Linked DNA regions of Homo sapiens: region 1 is linked to region 2. Evidence: chromatin loops called from intact Hi-C (ENCODE). Cell type or tissue: chondrocyte. All regions are shown on one strand. Links, peaks and the distances in the headings refer to the core of each region. The heading gives the core; the rest is flanking DNA.

Region 1 (7,797 bases), core at 2,251-4,750, 190 kb after region 2:
CTTTGCTCTTCCTTTCCCTTCCACTATAATTGTGAAGCTTCCCCAGCCATGTGGAACTGTGAGCCCATTACTATGAGGTAAGATAGGCTTGTTGTGATAAGTAAGGTGTCGATAAAATGAAAAAGTTCAGAGGAGAACATATTGCTTTTGGGGTAACTTCATGGAATAAGCAGCATTTTAACTGATACTTGAAGAATGGATTGGGATTTTTTCAGGTAAGAGAGCTCCTAGAGTTATGACTGATGCAAAGAGTATGTTTGCTTATTTTTTTTTTTAAATGCACTTTATACTGGAAGTTATATCCCGGGTTCCTGGCCAAGCATTACAGAGAAGAAAGAGTCTATCTTGCATAATTAAGGTGAGAGGAAGGCCAGCATAAAAATTCAAACTGTTTGGAAGAAGTGTCAGCATCAAGTGTTAGGAGTAACCCAGATGGTGCTCAAGATAAGGAGGAGGTACCTGCAGTAGAAGACACATTCAGTGGGTGTATTTCAAGTGAAATACTGTTGCTATACTATATTACTCTTCCTCAGAACCTACTCTTCTTCAGAACCTCGTAAATTCTCAGCAAAATATTTAAGAGATTAAAAATATTGTTGTTCATTATTCTTAGTAAAATCACACAGGAACAGAATACTGCGTGTTCTCACTTACTAGTGGGATCTAAACGATGAGAACACATGGACACATAGAGAGGAACAACACACACTGGGACCTTTTGGAGGGTAGAGGCTGGGAGGAGGGAGAGGATCAGGAAAAATAACTAATGGGTACTAAGCTTAGTATCTGGATGAGGAATAATCTGTACAACAAACCCTCATGACACAAGTTTACCTATGTAACAAACCTGCACTCGTACCCCTGAGCTTAAAATAAAGTTAAAAAATACTGCTGTGATAGAATTTCTAGTGAAAGCTCAGGAAAAGCTAGATGATTGTGTTAAGGTATTCATGGTGTCAAAGAGGCACCATGGAACTAACACAGTATATTCTTGGTAGAGAATTGTAGAGGTCCCACTGCTAATATCTTAGAGAAAATTCCCAAACATAACTGAGCCACTGAATAAATGAACATCTACATATAATGGCTGACGCCTATGCTCAATGTCAGACTATATTCATCCTGGGCTTTTAATGTGACCCAGGAATCAGTACTTTTAGCCAATTCTGCAGGTGATTTAATGCATCAAGTGCAACCCTATGTCTGAATACCTAAGTATGGGAAATACTTGTGTGGAGGATATAAACAAAGTAAGGAAATCTGGACACAGGAAGATAAAGTGACAATTAAAATTGAGTGGTTCTCCACATGGACACAGGGAGGGGAACAACACACACCAGGGCCTGTCAGGGGGTGGGGGGCAAGGGGAGGGAGAGCATTAAGACAAATACCTAATGCTTGCTGGGCTTAAAACCTAGATGACGGGTTGATAGGTACAGCAAACCACCGTGGCACATGTATGCCTATGTAACAAACCCACACATTCTGCACACATATACTGGAACTTAAAGTAAAATAATAAAAAGAAATCATGACAAAAAACATTAAAAAATATTTTGGTCAGGCGCAGTGGCTCACACCTGTATCCCAGCACTTTGGGAGGCTGAGGTGGATGGATCACGAGGTCAGGAGATCAAGACCTTCCTGGCTAACATGGTGAAACCCCGTCTCTACTAAAAATACAAAAAATTATCCAGGCCTGGTGGCATGTGCCTGTAGTACCAGCTACTTGGGAGGCTGAGGCAGGAGAATCACTTGAACCCGGGAGGTGGAGTTTGCAGTGAGCTGAGATCACACCACTGCACTCCAGCCTAGGTGACAGAGCGAGACTCTGTCTCAAAGAAAAAAAAAAAAGAAAAGATTTTACAGAAGCTCTAGGTTTACATGTGAGTCCAACCAGACTTTCCAAACAGAGCTTACAGTGGCCCAGTATGGTGACTATCTACCTCTAAAAATAAATAGATAAATAAATAAATAAAATTGAGAAGTTCATATATTAGTTATTAAAAGAGGAAAAAATGATGCTCTGGATTCATGTTATAATAGCAGGTTTGTGTGTAGATAATGGGCTGGCTAAAAGACTGCAAGTCAAATGAAGCAAACAAACTTTTCCATGTGTCTAGGACTGGCCAAAGACATAACAAAACATTGTGTGTGTGTTTTTTGTCTTTTCTATTTCTGCCCTCCCTTGGGACAGATAGCTCTGGGCCTCGTGGAGTTATGAATCAGAGTGTTCTGACATATGCAGCTAATAGAACATGCATTAGCTTTAAAATTAGGTGCTCTGTTCTGAGCACCCATGATTTCATTCGTTATTCTAAGAATATTAGCCTCTCCTAATATGGAAGAGATGTGAAATTACTTACAAGTTTCACTAACTCCCTTATGATGAATCCACTACCCATTTAGTCTTTTTTCTTTCTATTCTACTGTCTCTGCCCAGAAGACAGATCACAAAAATGGATCCCTCCCACCCTGATTCATGAATTACTAAGACTACTAACCACAGTATTTTTAAGTAAGGAGTTCTCAGTTAATTACTCCTGTAATTAAAGAAAATTGTGTGTGTGTGTGTATGTGTGTGTGTGTGTGTGTGTGTGTGTGTGTATTTGAAATCTCCCTCCCTCCAGGGACATAACCTATCAGATTTTCAAGCAGGCCATAACCCATACACTGTGAAGTACCTCTGTCATGTAAGAAACTGCACTACTTGGAAAACTGAATTCAAGGACTGACTATGACCCACAAACGTGTATGATTTCTGGATGAGACTGTCACTCCAAGTCTCATAGTGAATGCAAAATATCCAATATATTTAAAGATGCCAAATAACGAGGAATAGAATATAAGAGATTCGTGTACCCCATAAACATTCAGATGCACACAAAGACTAGAGCATCATAGCTAGATGCAAGGCACATTCCATTTGGGAGAAAAAAGCCATAAGCAAAAGTAACTTATGTATATTGATGATCTTTGTAATGGAAGTATCATGTTCATATGAAGAAATGTACTGTGCTCTCCAATTCATTGATCATCGGGATTGCCATGAGTATAAAAGGAACACTGATGTCATTGATCCTAATGGCTACTGTTTATTGAGTGTTTACCATGTAAATGGCATGTTTTAAGCCTCACAATCTTATTAGGTGGATATTATTATATCCACCATGTGAATGAGGGAGAAAACCTTACACAGATTGGGTGATCGAAGAAAGGTCAGAGTAAGTGCCAGAACCAGGGTTAGCAATTCAGGGGAAAGAAGAGAAGTTTGCACAAAGGTGGCTCTCATTAACAACAACAAAAAAAAAACAGAGAGACAGAGAAGAGAAATTGGTTTCATTCTTTGTGACTCTAGAGAATGGCAGAAATTCAATCAGGAGGGGCAACATTGTGAGGCTATGAGTGTCCAGTCATTAGAAATATTCAAATATTCACTTTTTCAAATATTCACTTGCCCAGAACATTATAGCCAAGATTCCTGATTTCTATGAAGACGTTAGAGTTGTCAATTTCAGGGATCTTTTCCCAAACTTGGAAAGATGTTTGCATCTCATGCTTCCATGATATAAATGGTCTGTTGGCTCAGTAATCACTGAAAACCACTCAGATAAAGAAGTGGACTTGACCCAGACATTGGCCCTTTGGACTCAGATTTGACAGTTCTTCTTAAATTAAAGCATAGGCTGATTCTCTTTTAGCTCCCTCTTGAGACAAGTGGGGGTTGCAATGCCTGTTGCTGATGTCAGCTATAGGTGATGCTGGTAAATGCTCTCAGACTGTTCAGAATTTGCATGTGAAAAGTGGTTTTGCTGTTGACATTTCATGCCATGAGGAAACTGGCCTATGAACCTGTGAACTAATGGGTAGCATAATGACACGTTCTTCATGCTAGAAAGATCAAACAAGATAAAATTTATAAAATTTCTTGGCACAGTGTCTAGCACATAGTAAGTTTTCAGTAAATATTAGTTGAATCCAGTTCTGTTCTGGTAGACACAAAGATATGCTGCCTAGATACCCTTTTAAGGAAGGGAATGTTCCCAGGTATGGAGAATACAGTCAACAGATGGCCTCCAACTGTCAGCAACTTCAGGGTCTACGTTGGCCACAGAAAACTGCCTCATTGAGCTCACATCCTCCCTGGGACAGTCTGCATCCAGAGCCTGGGTGGAGCAGGGTATAAAATCTGTTATTTCTCCTAATGCAGGGCACTCTGACAAGCTCTCTGCTGGACTGGCTGAACCTTGTCAGGCCTGCATGGCCTTTGACTTCTCCCAGTATCAATCCTGTACCCTCCCTCTTCCTTTCAGAGGTATTGATCCCTAATAAACATCTTGTATGCTGAACTTCATTTCAGCGTCTGAACCTAGAGAACAGAGCCTGCAACATCTGTCCATATCCAATAGACTCATATGTAAATTGCAAAGAATGTGAGCTTGGATATTTTTCTAGCCTTTAGCTACCTGGCTTAGCAGGGACTGGGCCAGAAAACCTCTAAGGATTCATCCAGTGCTAATGCTGCACATGCTTTCGCTTCCTCCATTTATATTCTCATCACTCCCTCTAGGAACCTCCTCTGTCTCTTGTTTTCTTCCCTGCATTTCCAGAGCTTCCTGTATTCCCAGCAGAAAACCCTTATCCCACTACATTGCCATGCAGCTTTAGCATGTCTGTCTTTCCTGTTTGACCCCTTCAGATCAAAGATGCTGTCTTTTACCTTAAAGTCACCTGCAGCACCTACTGCCTGGTTTGAAGTCTTGAAGGTATTCAGTAAATGAGCATTTAGTAAGCACACTCATACAGACACTCTTCAGGGTTACTCTGACTGAGGAATACATAACGAATGGTACTCCATAACCCTCTTTCCAATTGTCCTCTTCTTTAAGTAAACAGTTTCCCATTTCATGAAGATCAATTTGTTTTCCAGTGAATTGCTGCAGGACATAAACATGTCTAAGGACTGGCCAAGTAAATGAAGACATGGCTTTGTATTTTAGTCTACTGTCAAAGTCAGGTGGTACAATACCACAGCACATCATTCTTTTCCAACCAAGCATGTCTTTTTAAAAATGAAATTACAATTGCTTTGTATTAATTTATTTTATTTTCCTTGTAAGAAGAAAGGATGAGAGATGCCAAAAGACAAAGGCCAATGAGATAGCTGTCATGGGACAGGCAAAAGGAGGTAGAAAAGTAGGGAAAGGTAAAGAAAATTATATTTATTAAATGCTTAGTACATGTCAGGCACCATTCCAAGCTTTTTGTATACATTCCATTTAATAATTACATTTTATAGATAAGAAAGTTGAGGTTGAGATTAGCTAATGTTTTTCCCTGAGTCCTATAAGAATGGTCACACAATTGGAAATAGAAACTCGGGTATTATATGTCTAACAAATGGATCTGTCTCAACAAATAAATGGAGTTGGAGAACTTGGAGGTATCCGGCATATCAAGTCATCAAGGGTGGCCAGAGCAGATTGTTCAAAGGGTAAGATAAGAAGAGTGAGACTGAGAGAGAGAGAGAGAGAGCGCGCGCATTACCTGTAATAGTGTAATCAATGCTTATTGAGTAGAAAGTAATGGGCTAAACAGGAGAACATGTATAATTGCAAAGCATATTTCCTGTCCACAAAGAGTTTCTAGTGTATGTTTAGGGAGGCAAGACATGAGTGCATAAAAGGAGAATTAGCTATGCAGGTAAATGGGATAGGAATGTTACATCCTCCATAATAAATTCAGAGCCAAGAGCCTGTCTTAAGTAGGATAGTCAAAAAGGACTGAAAGGAAGATCTCTCTCCACTTCTAATTAATTTGGTGATTAATGTGAGGAATGTTTTGTGTCCTCATCTTTTCTTTGATCTCTTCTTTCAGGGTCTTTTCCTCTAACCAATTCTCCACTCCATAGCTTAGCAGCTAAATGGTTCCTTAGCTGCTTGAAGTAAAGGATGTTGCTTACATGGCTAGGCAATTGTTATATGTCTATCTAATAATCAAATTACCACTAATTTACCATAAGAGAAAAGGAAAATATATCCAGAATGTCCCATTTCAAGGAGTTGTACACATTGCCCTAAAAATTGTTTACAAATTTCAATTTACTTTCATATATTAATTTATTTGTAGATATAGAATTTGCCTATAACCACATCCAGCTGTACACCATGAGTATTTTAAGAGAGTGAATATATTAGACGGTATGGAAGAATCTTAGAAATAATGCTTACTGAAAACACTACTCATTTCAAACAAAGGCTCTTAGCAGGAGAAAGCCTCTTCATTAAAAAACCAGAATTCAAAAAATGCAAGGCTATTTTAAAGTTGGAGGCTGTTCTCAGGAAAAGCCAGAGAAAAGCCCATCCTATCTGTGAAGATTTTGCATATGGGTGTGTAATATAGACATACAGGTTCGATTTTCTTTGCAGAGAAGGAATGTAGCATTGTGACGTTTCTGAAATTCTAAACCCGAACAGGGGTCGGTGGGGAGACATTAGAGTCTGAGCACATATGCCAAAATATGCTTTATGAATGCTAATGCTGAAAGGTTTGCTTTTAAGGACGTACACAGGTTTCCCTCCTGGCCACCCTGTATCCGGTCTTTCTTAAAAGGGGCTCCCTTGGAAAATAAAGTCAGTGATTTTTTTTTTTCCAATGGACCCAAAAAGCAGGAACAGATGTGACACGAATAACCTCTACTTTGTGCATACCTCAGAGGAAAATGACACGGCCTAAAGCAGGGGATCTGGCTCCAGGCCAGAGAGAAGGACAATTGGAGTTTAGGCCCCTAATGACATGGTTCACCTCAGCTCACTCTTTTGTGCTTGTGTAAAAAGTGCAGGTGGAGAAAGTGAGTTGTGTTTACTCATTGCAGGTACAAATGAAGTTTCTGTAGAAGGCTGCCATTTTCCTTAGCTCTCTGTTATCTCTTTTTCCCACATCAGAATAGCCACACTGCTTTATTTGACCATCTTTCAAGGCATGGAAGAAGTGATCAAGCATAATGCTTGAGGCCTGAGTTCTAGAGTCTGACACCCTGAGTTGGAATTTTGGATTGGTTCTGCCACGTAACAAGATAATTTTTAAAAAAATTATTTGCCATCTCTGTGCCTCAGTTTCTTTCTCTGTTATATATACAGGATAATAATATGATCTACCTCACTGAAGTTTTTTTTCTGAGATTCTATAGACAAAACATGAGGAGCACTTAGAACAATGCCCAAAACATAGCAAGTGTTTAATAAATGTTGTTATAATTATTAAGAATCACTTTTTATTTTTAAAATTAAACAATTTAATTTTAGATTCTGAAACTAAACAGAACATGCATATGATTGTTACACAGGTGATATTGCATGTTGATGTGAACTGGGCACCTAACGTACCCATTACCCAAATAGTGAACATGGTACACAATAAGTAATTTTTCCATCTTCACCTCCTTTCCATCCTCTACTTTCTAGTATTTTTTATATTTATTTGGATCAATTTTTTTTCCTCAGCAGAAAGCAAGTCCTTGGAGTGCAGAAAGCATGTCAGATTCACCTTAATATTGTGCTGTCTCAACTCTGTTTCAGTCGTGTGCTGGTAAATGTTTAACAATAGGCTCTCCAAAAAAGGAAACCTCGATTTGTAGTGTTTGCCATTTTCTGTGGTGTAAATACTCCCACCATGTTCGTTTTCAAGCTATCAACATGACGTCAAGTGGCTCACAAAATTCCTGAAAATTTAATAGTAGTCTGTCGTGAGGAAATACAAACCAGCTTCAGCACACCACTCAAGGCATGTGCAAAGAAA
Region 2 (7,797 bases), core at 2,355-4,854:
AATGCAGACCAGCCTTCTATAAATTTACCAGCTGAGGCTCTTCTATGGCCATGAGCAATCTCAACACTGTGTGTGTATCTGCTCCAGGGTGAGATGGAAATTATTAGCGGCTTTTTCTCTGAGTGTATAGCTCAATGGGCTTGTGAGAGCCCACCAGCTCTCCATAGCTTCTGCTTACTGCTCTGTGAAAGGAGACGCAGAATACAGACTCGGCTCACAGCTCATGTGAGGATAGAACAGGGTATTCTAGTAGATCTGATTACTCTCTGATTTCCACTTCTTTCTCTTATTGCCTGTCACAAATGTCTATAAAATCATCATTTTGGAAAAGTATCACACCCCTTTATAACAACAATAATAACCAACCTCTATATAGCCTTTTGTGGTTTACAAAGCATGTCTCTCTCAAATATTTAATATATCTAAATTAACAGTCAGTGTTATTTACTCCATTTTACAGAGGAGAAATTAAGGCTCAAGGGAGTAAGTAGATTCCTAAGGATCTACAAACTATTTAATTACAGTGCCAGAACTTGAACCCAAGCTTTCTGATTACAAGTATCTGGCTAATGTCACTACACAAGATAAAAACCTTTATTACATCTAAGGAATACACTTATAATGACAACTCATATCCTGCTACTTCTTTTCTGAATACCTCTGAATTTCACCTTACTTCAAAATTCAGAGTCCCTGGAGGGAGAAAACAACCCTCTCTCCCCACTTTTCTTGTTTCCTCCCTCCTGTCTTCCATTCTAGTGCCCAACCCAGCAATAAATGTTGTGGGAGGCAACAGAGAAGACACTGTCTGTGTTCCATGTAGCTACAGAACACCAAAGCTGGAAGGGATTATTGTGATTATCTCATCTAACCACCCCTTTTCCATTTAAGGAAATCAAGCCAGGAAGGACAAGAAATATTCCTATATGTGACGCCATGGGATTGTCTCAAATGACCTACTTTTAATTGCAGTGAATCTATACCTTGGTATACATTAGTTTAGAAACTGTGTTCATGCCAACTGCATTTCCTTTAAAAGAACATCTAGTTTAAGTTTTTCACTCATGCAGCATCCCCTCTTCCCTCTGACCCCCAACATACATACACAATAATCTTGGGATCTTCCAACTTTGTCTTATGAAATCTTATCAAAGTTGAAATCTTCATGTCACAACTTTACTATTTTAGGGTCTAAGGCAAAGCAAATTCAACGAAATCTGAGCTGTAATTGGCCTTTTTATTCTTTATTTGCCTCATACCTCCTGTTTGTCTTGTAGATGCTTCTGCTATTGAAATAATCTCAATGTATTACAGCTGCCTTTCTCCTTACCTGCTTCTCTCAGGGAGCTGAATAGCCTTTGGGAAAAGAACTGAATCTTAGAAATCTTTGTAACTCCAGAGTCTACTCTAGTTTTTGGCAAAGAGTACATGATCAATAATTAATTGCTAAATTAAATTACAGTGCATTAAATTGGACCTCCACATTAAGAACCACCTCTCTGGGCATGTATCATCAGGATTTTAAAATCCAGATGGATTTAGGAAAAAAGCACCTATTAATAGATATTGAAGGTTGAAGATCTATTAAGATATTTAAGGTTTAACAAACACTTTTCTAATTCTGCCCTCCAGGTCCCACTGGTTAGATGAGGGTATTTGAATTAAGGATTAAACCACACAGAATCTTCTAATTTAGTAATACTGTTTGAGCTCCTCCCATGTGAAAAAGTAAGCAATCAGGTGTTCTGAAGGCCACAGAATTCTTATAGGCAGCAACAAATCAGGGAACACCACCTGGAAGAGGAGAAGTAGAACCAGGCTTTAAGAGGCTGAATTTGGAGAGGCATAGAGGAGTCCCTCCAACAAAAAGAGGGTTGCAAGGTTTAGGATTTGCCATGATATGAAAGCCTGTCTAGTCCTCTGGCTTGGTGGACTTATAACTCCATCATTTTTACAGGTAGAAGGGGCTTTAAGGTCTTCTAGTTCAACCTTCCATTACACATGTGGGAAGACTGAGGCCAGAGCAGGGAGGTAACTTGGCCACTGTTCCCCAGCAAGTGAGCGACAGCACAGGGATGAGAGCCCAGGTCTGACTTACAGCCCTGTGCTCTTTTCACCACATTTCTTGAATAATCCACTGTGCACCTGGCGATGCTTTTCTTTCAGAATCCAGCCACGACTTCGTTTTCTCTGCATGGCAGGCAGCCAAGCGCCTTGAACTTCTCCATGTTACCATTTTGCCCTCTGCAGAATGGGATATTAAAGTATTCACTTGGGGGAGGGGTCATGGGGTTTCGTCAATAAATGTTTGTGAATTGCTCTGAGCTATTTATGCCAGAGGGATTCCAGAAGTGAAAGACCCTGGTGGCCGTGGTGGTTGTATCTGAGCCTTTTTTGAGGTCTTCCCTCTACTCTGCAGAATTAAAGAGATGGTTTAAGTGATAAACTATTCCTTATGAGCTGTATTTGTGTTGAAAGCACAGCATGAGTTCCCAGCACGCTTCCTCTAGCACAACCACAGCTATGCACCAATCCTCCTGGGTTCAGAGATGGAACTTGGGTTAAATGCATGGAATTTATTCTTAGTCCTTTTCTTAATTACGACTTTTTATTTCTCTGGTGTTCTCTAGGGGAGGGGTTAGAGAAGAGAGGAAAAGGAAGAAAGAAAGGGGGCAGGGAAATATAGATTCAATGCTTTTGTTTTGTTTCTGGGCTGCTTGCTATCAGCAAAGTAGAGAGATTTAACGGATCTTGCCGAGAATGCAAGCCTCATTCCAAGGAAGCCAGAGCTCAGAAGACATGGAACAAATACAATGAAAACATAACTTGAGGTGAGGGCAATCGTTATTTGACTAATAAATTCCGTAGGCTGATAGTGAAAGACTGAACCTTTTGTCTATCAGTTAATTTAATAAACAAATAAAAGGGACTTTCAAGTTAAGAGAGCCATGTAATCCTGTGGAAGATGTTTCAGCAAATTGCTATGTAAAAACCAACACCATTGCTACACTAGGCTAGTCTTGCAGATTTTCCTCCTGTGTCCAATCTGGCATCTCAGAGCACTAAAACCCTACTCCCTCTTACGTTCTGGTCTTTCTTTTATTCAAAATCCAGGTCGGAAAATGTCCCCTGAATATTTATGTCAATGTCCTACCTTAGTGAATATTACTTAATACTGTGGCTCCTTTAAAGCATGTAAGTAGCTTGCATGTAAGTACATTCTGACTACTTTTTTTTAATTATCCTTTCCCTCCTCCTCCTCTTTCTCCTTTTATATCTTCTTTTCCTTATCCTTTCTATTTTTTTTTAATTTTCCTTTTTCACTGTGATCATTAAGCCATATGCTACAGGGTACTGTGCAATCTACAGAGGGAGAAAGTTAAAATAAGATGGGTTTTGGAGGTAAATATCCTACTTGTAAATGCTGCCTTGGTAGAGACTGGCTGTGGGAAATCAAGCAACTTCTGAAACTTTACAAGACAGATTTCTCATCTACAACATGAAGAAAATAATCCATTGTCCACAGGCTTCTTGTGAGGGTAAACAGACTGAGTAGATTAAAGCACCACAGTACAATCTGGGATAAATGGGCACTTGACATTTGTGAGTTTCTGCAATCTCCTTTGATCATGAGCTCAGATGGTAGGCACTGGGAGTTCTGTTTCATACAAGCACAATTATGGAGCCCTGGGGGAGTAAGTTCCAAAGGGATATCTCCCTAGATGATTCTACCAACCCTCATTTTCCCCCACGGAGCAATTAAACCATCTGACCAAGAAGGTAGTTAGCACGGGGTTTAAGGAAGGTAGGTTAAGGAGTAGGAGAGAACTGAATTGGAGCCCAGCTGCTCTACTGACTAGCTCTTGATGTTGGTCAAGTGCCCAACACTTGTATTTAAACTCAAGTATGTTTTCCACACGTACAAAAATGGAGACAACCTACTTCATTTACCTTTGTGGTGAGGAGCTAGCAAATGTTAAGCACTTCAAATGATATCTGGCACACAGCAAATTTGGTTACTGTTATTTTTTCAAGAATAGCCCCAAGAGGGTACATGCTTAGGACCATAGGACTTCAGTAGAGTAAGAGGGCACAGTGAGCTGGTAAAAACCATGCTTTTCACCTGGGTGGGTTAGGCTCCCACCTCTTTCCCTCACTAATAACAGATTAGTATTGCATACACAGTTCTGGCCCAGTGCAAGGATTACCTGTCCCATGAAGCCTTCTAAATTCCATCTCCCTCCTCTTGTCCACCTCCAGAAGTGGCCATTCTTCTCTCTGAGTTTCTGGGGCACTGTGTGTCTCTTGTCTGTGTCAGTGAGCACTCTCTGGTGCCACAGAAATTGATACTCATGCTTCATTTTTCATGCCTGGACATGGTATCCTTTAGGACACAGACCATGGCTTTTACCTCTTAATCTATCTTTTGGGACAAGTTTATCAATTCAATATACATGAAATAAACAGATTGGCAAATGAGTCATCTGTCAAATGCATACTATAGTAATTTTTTTGGAGTTTATGGGATTGTGAAGTAAATGTCATGAGCAAAGAGACATGATGAACCTTTGAAACTGATTTGGTCTCTTCAGAATATCCAGTAAGATATTTTAGACAGTAGTTTTAAACTTGGTTCAGCCATTCAGAAGGAAGTAAGACCATTGATTTGTATCAGACACCGTAGAATTCTTAAATTGCAAAGGGATATACTAAGTAAACAAAAGGAGAGGCTTGCTCATACCCTGAATTAGTTGTCAAAATTGTCAAAGTAACTCAATGTTGTTGATTGCTGTCAAAGAACAGACTGAAAGAAAAACAACTATGTCTCAAATGCCCAGCAACTGAGTGGGTAGAGAGGTTTTATTGTGCTGGTCATAAATAGTTTTCACAAAGTTAGAGTGCTTACTTGAACCCTGCTTGAACTAGCTGGATGCTGGTGCATTCACTACTGAGAGAAGAATTTCTTAAAGGGTTTGGGTTGCTCCCACTTCTTGTCATGGAGTCAGCCAATTTTTATGTCTGTTTATTACTTTGTAGCCCAGCTGGACCCCAGAAGGATGGGCTATTTTCCCCAGAAGGATGGAAAATAACACAAATGCACACAGTTACCAAAATGAAGCCAGAAATCTTCTGGAGCTTAGACAAACATTAGTCTTGTAAATAAATACATTATGAGACCACACAAATACTTCCTACCAGGTCTCTTCCTCAGAAGTCACACTCCAGATAGCTTCTTTAATTTGCCCAGGTTCATATAATTAAGACATATTTATTGATTACCTACTGGGTGACAAACCCTAAGCTATATATTCCCAGAGACATAGTGACAAACTCTCTTGTTTCTTCTACAGAGTTAGAGGTACATATGTAGAAACAAATGCACAAACCTAAGTCAATTAGCAGCAAATGCAAGCCAGGATGAATACCAGCTTGTGATATGTTGGGATACAGATTGCCAAGGAAGGGGTCTGAGTCCCATCACTGCTACCAACTTGCTGGATGAGCATTTATCCATTTATTCATTTCATTAAAAACAACAACAACAACTAAACATAGTAGGTCAGGCCCTGTGCTAGGCACTGAGGGTAGCTTCAACAAGTCATTTAATTTGTTTATTTATTCACTTATTGAAGAGTTAATGAAAATGTAATAGGCGAGGCACTGTGCTAAGTGCTGAAGAAAGGGGAAGACACAGTCCCTGCCCTCTGGGGGTCAGGCTCCTCATCAGTACAATGGTGTGTACTGGGGAAAAGAAAGTAGAGGATCCATTGGTCTCTAATGTTCTTTCTGCCAAGAATATGCTAAGCAGTGGATTGGAGGATATTATGGTTCATTCGCTAAGTGTCAGGTCAAGATGATGAATGGTCATTTGTAAAAATGGAATAAACCACTAGACCTTGAATTATAGACTTTTGCATGGGGATCTTCTGAGAGCCTCAAGCACAGCACTTGTATGCCTATGCATTCCTTTAGGAATACAAGTCAATTCTGTTCGTCTTCTTGTACATACACATCTCTTTATAGTTTACAATGCACTTCCATGTGGAGTTTTATTTGCTCTACATAACAACTTTATGAAGTCAGGGTTTTAACATGCTCTTTTTAAAGATAAAGAACCAAGTCCACAAGAAACTGAATTTACTTACTAGTGTCAGTGAGGAGTAGAGCTGGGACCAGAGCCCATGTTTCTGACTTCATAGTCTGGTTCTCCTGCAGTGACAGCAATATTCATTCATTTGGTGGGTGTATTTTGAGGACAAGTTATGGCTCAGGTTTTGAGGACCAGTTATGGCCCAGGTTTTATGAGGTCCTGGAGAAGTCCTGAAGAACCAGGCAGCAATTTCAATGGTTTTACAGTCAGCTCTCTAATTCTTGTCTGAAATTAACAGGAATTCACACTGCTTTGTAGTTTACAGTTTTACATAGAATTTAAAGCAAAAGCTGCTAGGATCAGAAGTTCCTTCAGGCCGGGTGCCAGGTAGGAAAATCAACACTTTGTGTGAAGTACTTGATGAAACACTTTTATATCTTCATATCAATTTGATTAATGCATCATATAGAATATTATCTCTATTTATTGACAATGAAGTATAGATTCTGAGAGACTCAAAATTATACACGTGGTTAATAGAATATCTATAATTTAATCCCAAGTCACTTGAGTCTCTGTCAAGCAGTGCTTTGTTATGTTCAATCCTTAAACTACACTCCATCCATCTGCACCATATTTAGTGCCTGGGAGGGTACTTTACCTAGAGCAGTAGCTCGTGTCAATTGGGCACAGAGTAATTTCATTTCTGAATGGGCCACACATTCAGCTTCTAGCATCTAACTGTCACCAAGTCTGAAAGGTATCTTTCCTCCTGGAAAGAAGAGCACAGTGAGAGTGTGAAATGTGGAGAAGGATTGAGAAGAAAAGATAAAGGAATTATACAGAAGGAGAGGAAGAAAGACCAAGGGCTTTGGGGTTAGATCGACCAGGGTTTGATCTTAATGTTGTTACTGACTTACGTACAACTTAGATCAAGCATTTCAACTTTCACAGATTATGGGGTGGTTAGGAGAATTAAGGGCAATAATATTTGGTGAACATTTAGCACAGTGCCTGGTCTATAAAAAAATACTCCATAAATATGAGTTATTTTTATTATTCAAGGCAGAGAGAAGGTAGGGTCAAATACAGGGTTGTAAGGAAGTACGTGATATATTTGGGGGGAACTTTGAGAAATATAGAAAGATAAAATATGGGGAATGTGTGGGACATAGGAGGAGATGAAGTTGAAATAATACTATGGTGCCAATTTCAAAGGGCTGTCAATGTCAATCTAAGAGATTAGGGCCTATTCTGTTGTTACAAGTGGGCTATAACCAGCTGAGTGTTTTATAAACATCACTGTGAGAATGGACTGGAGTAGGGAAAAGAGTATACATGGAGAGATGTTGAGAAGCTAGATCAAGATAGAGTAGCATTTACATGGCGCCTTTCCCCCTGACTTGCCTTTAACAATACCTGAAATCAAAAGCGCCTGATGCCTAATTGTATAAACCTGAACCCCTCTGAGTTAGTCCAAGACACAAATCTTCATCCACTGCATCGTTGGAAAGGATATATACATATATTTTATAATGCATTAGCCTTTTTGGACTGTGTCCACGTCATAGAGGTTTTCTAATCTATTTTGAGCCCTAATTGATTACAGCATTTGGAAAAATGCACAGCAAATTGCTCCATTAATCAAGGTAAATCAAGCTGATGTCATAGATGCTAAATATATGTCTTTGCAGTAATACTATTTG

What was found. Hi-C counts contacts between places; a loop is a spot of excess contacts. Peaks named below come from ENCODE experiments on the same cell type or tissue, not always from the same donor. Only the 100,000 strongest peaks of a DNase experiment are listed, where the experiment ranks them.
Region 1: it touches region 2 in a loop (3-fold over the local background); 2 of 110 quality-filtered maps call a loop at or near these places.

What each region holds. Positions count from the first base shown.
Region 1 is chr9:115,784,278-115,792,074 of GRCh38, forward strand. The region is part of intron 2 of LOC105376234 (a long non-coding RNA gene); the gene reads left to right. Among named protein-coding and RNA genes, the nearest start is that of LINC00474, 140 kb to the right of the region's middle. In chondrocyte, for the core only: no CTCF peak of the experiment used is centred there; no DNase peak of the experiment used is centred there.
Region 2 is chr9:115,593,915-115,601,711 of GRCh38, forward strand. LOC105376235 (a long non-coding RNA gene) reads left to right here and starts at 2,769. Exons shown (of 7, transcript XR_930270.3): 1 at 2,769-2,831; 2 at 3,115-3,195. In chondrocyte, for the core only: no CTCF peak of the experiment used is centred there; no DNase peak of the experiment used is centred there.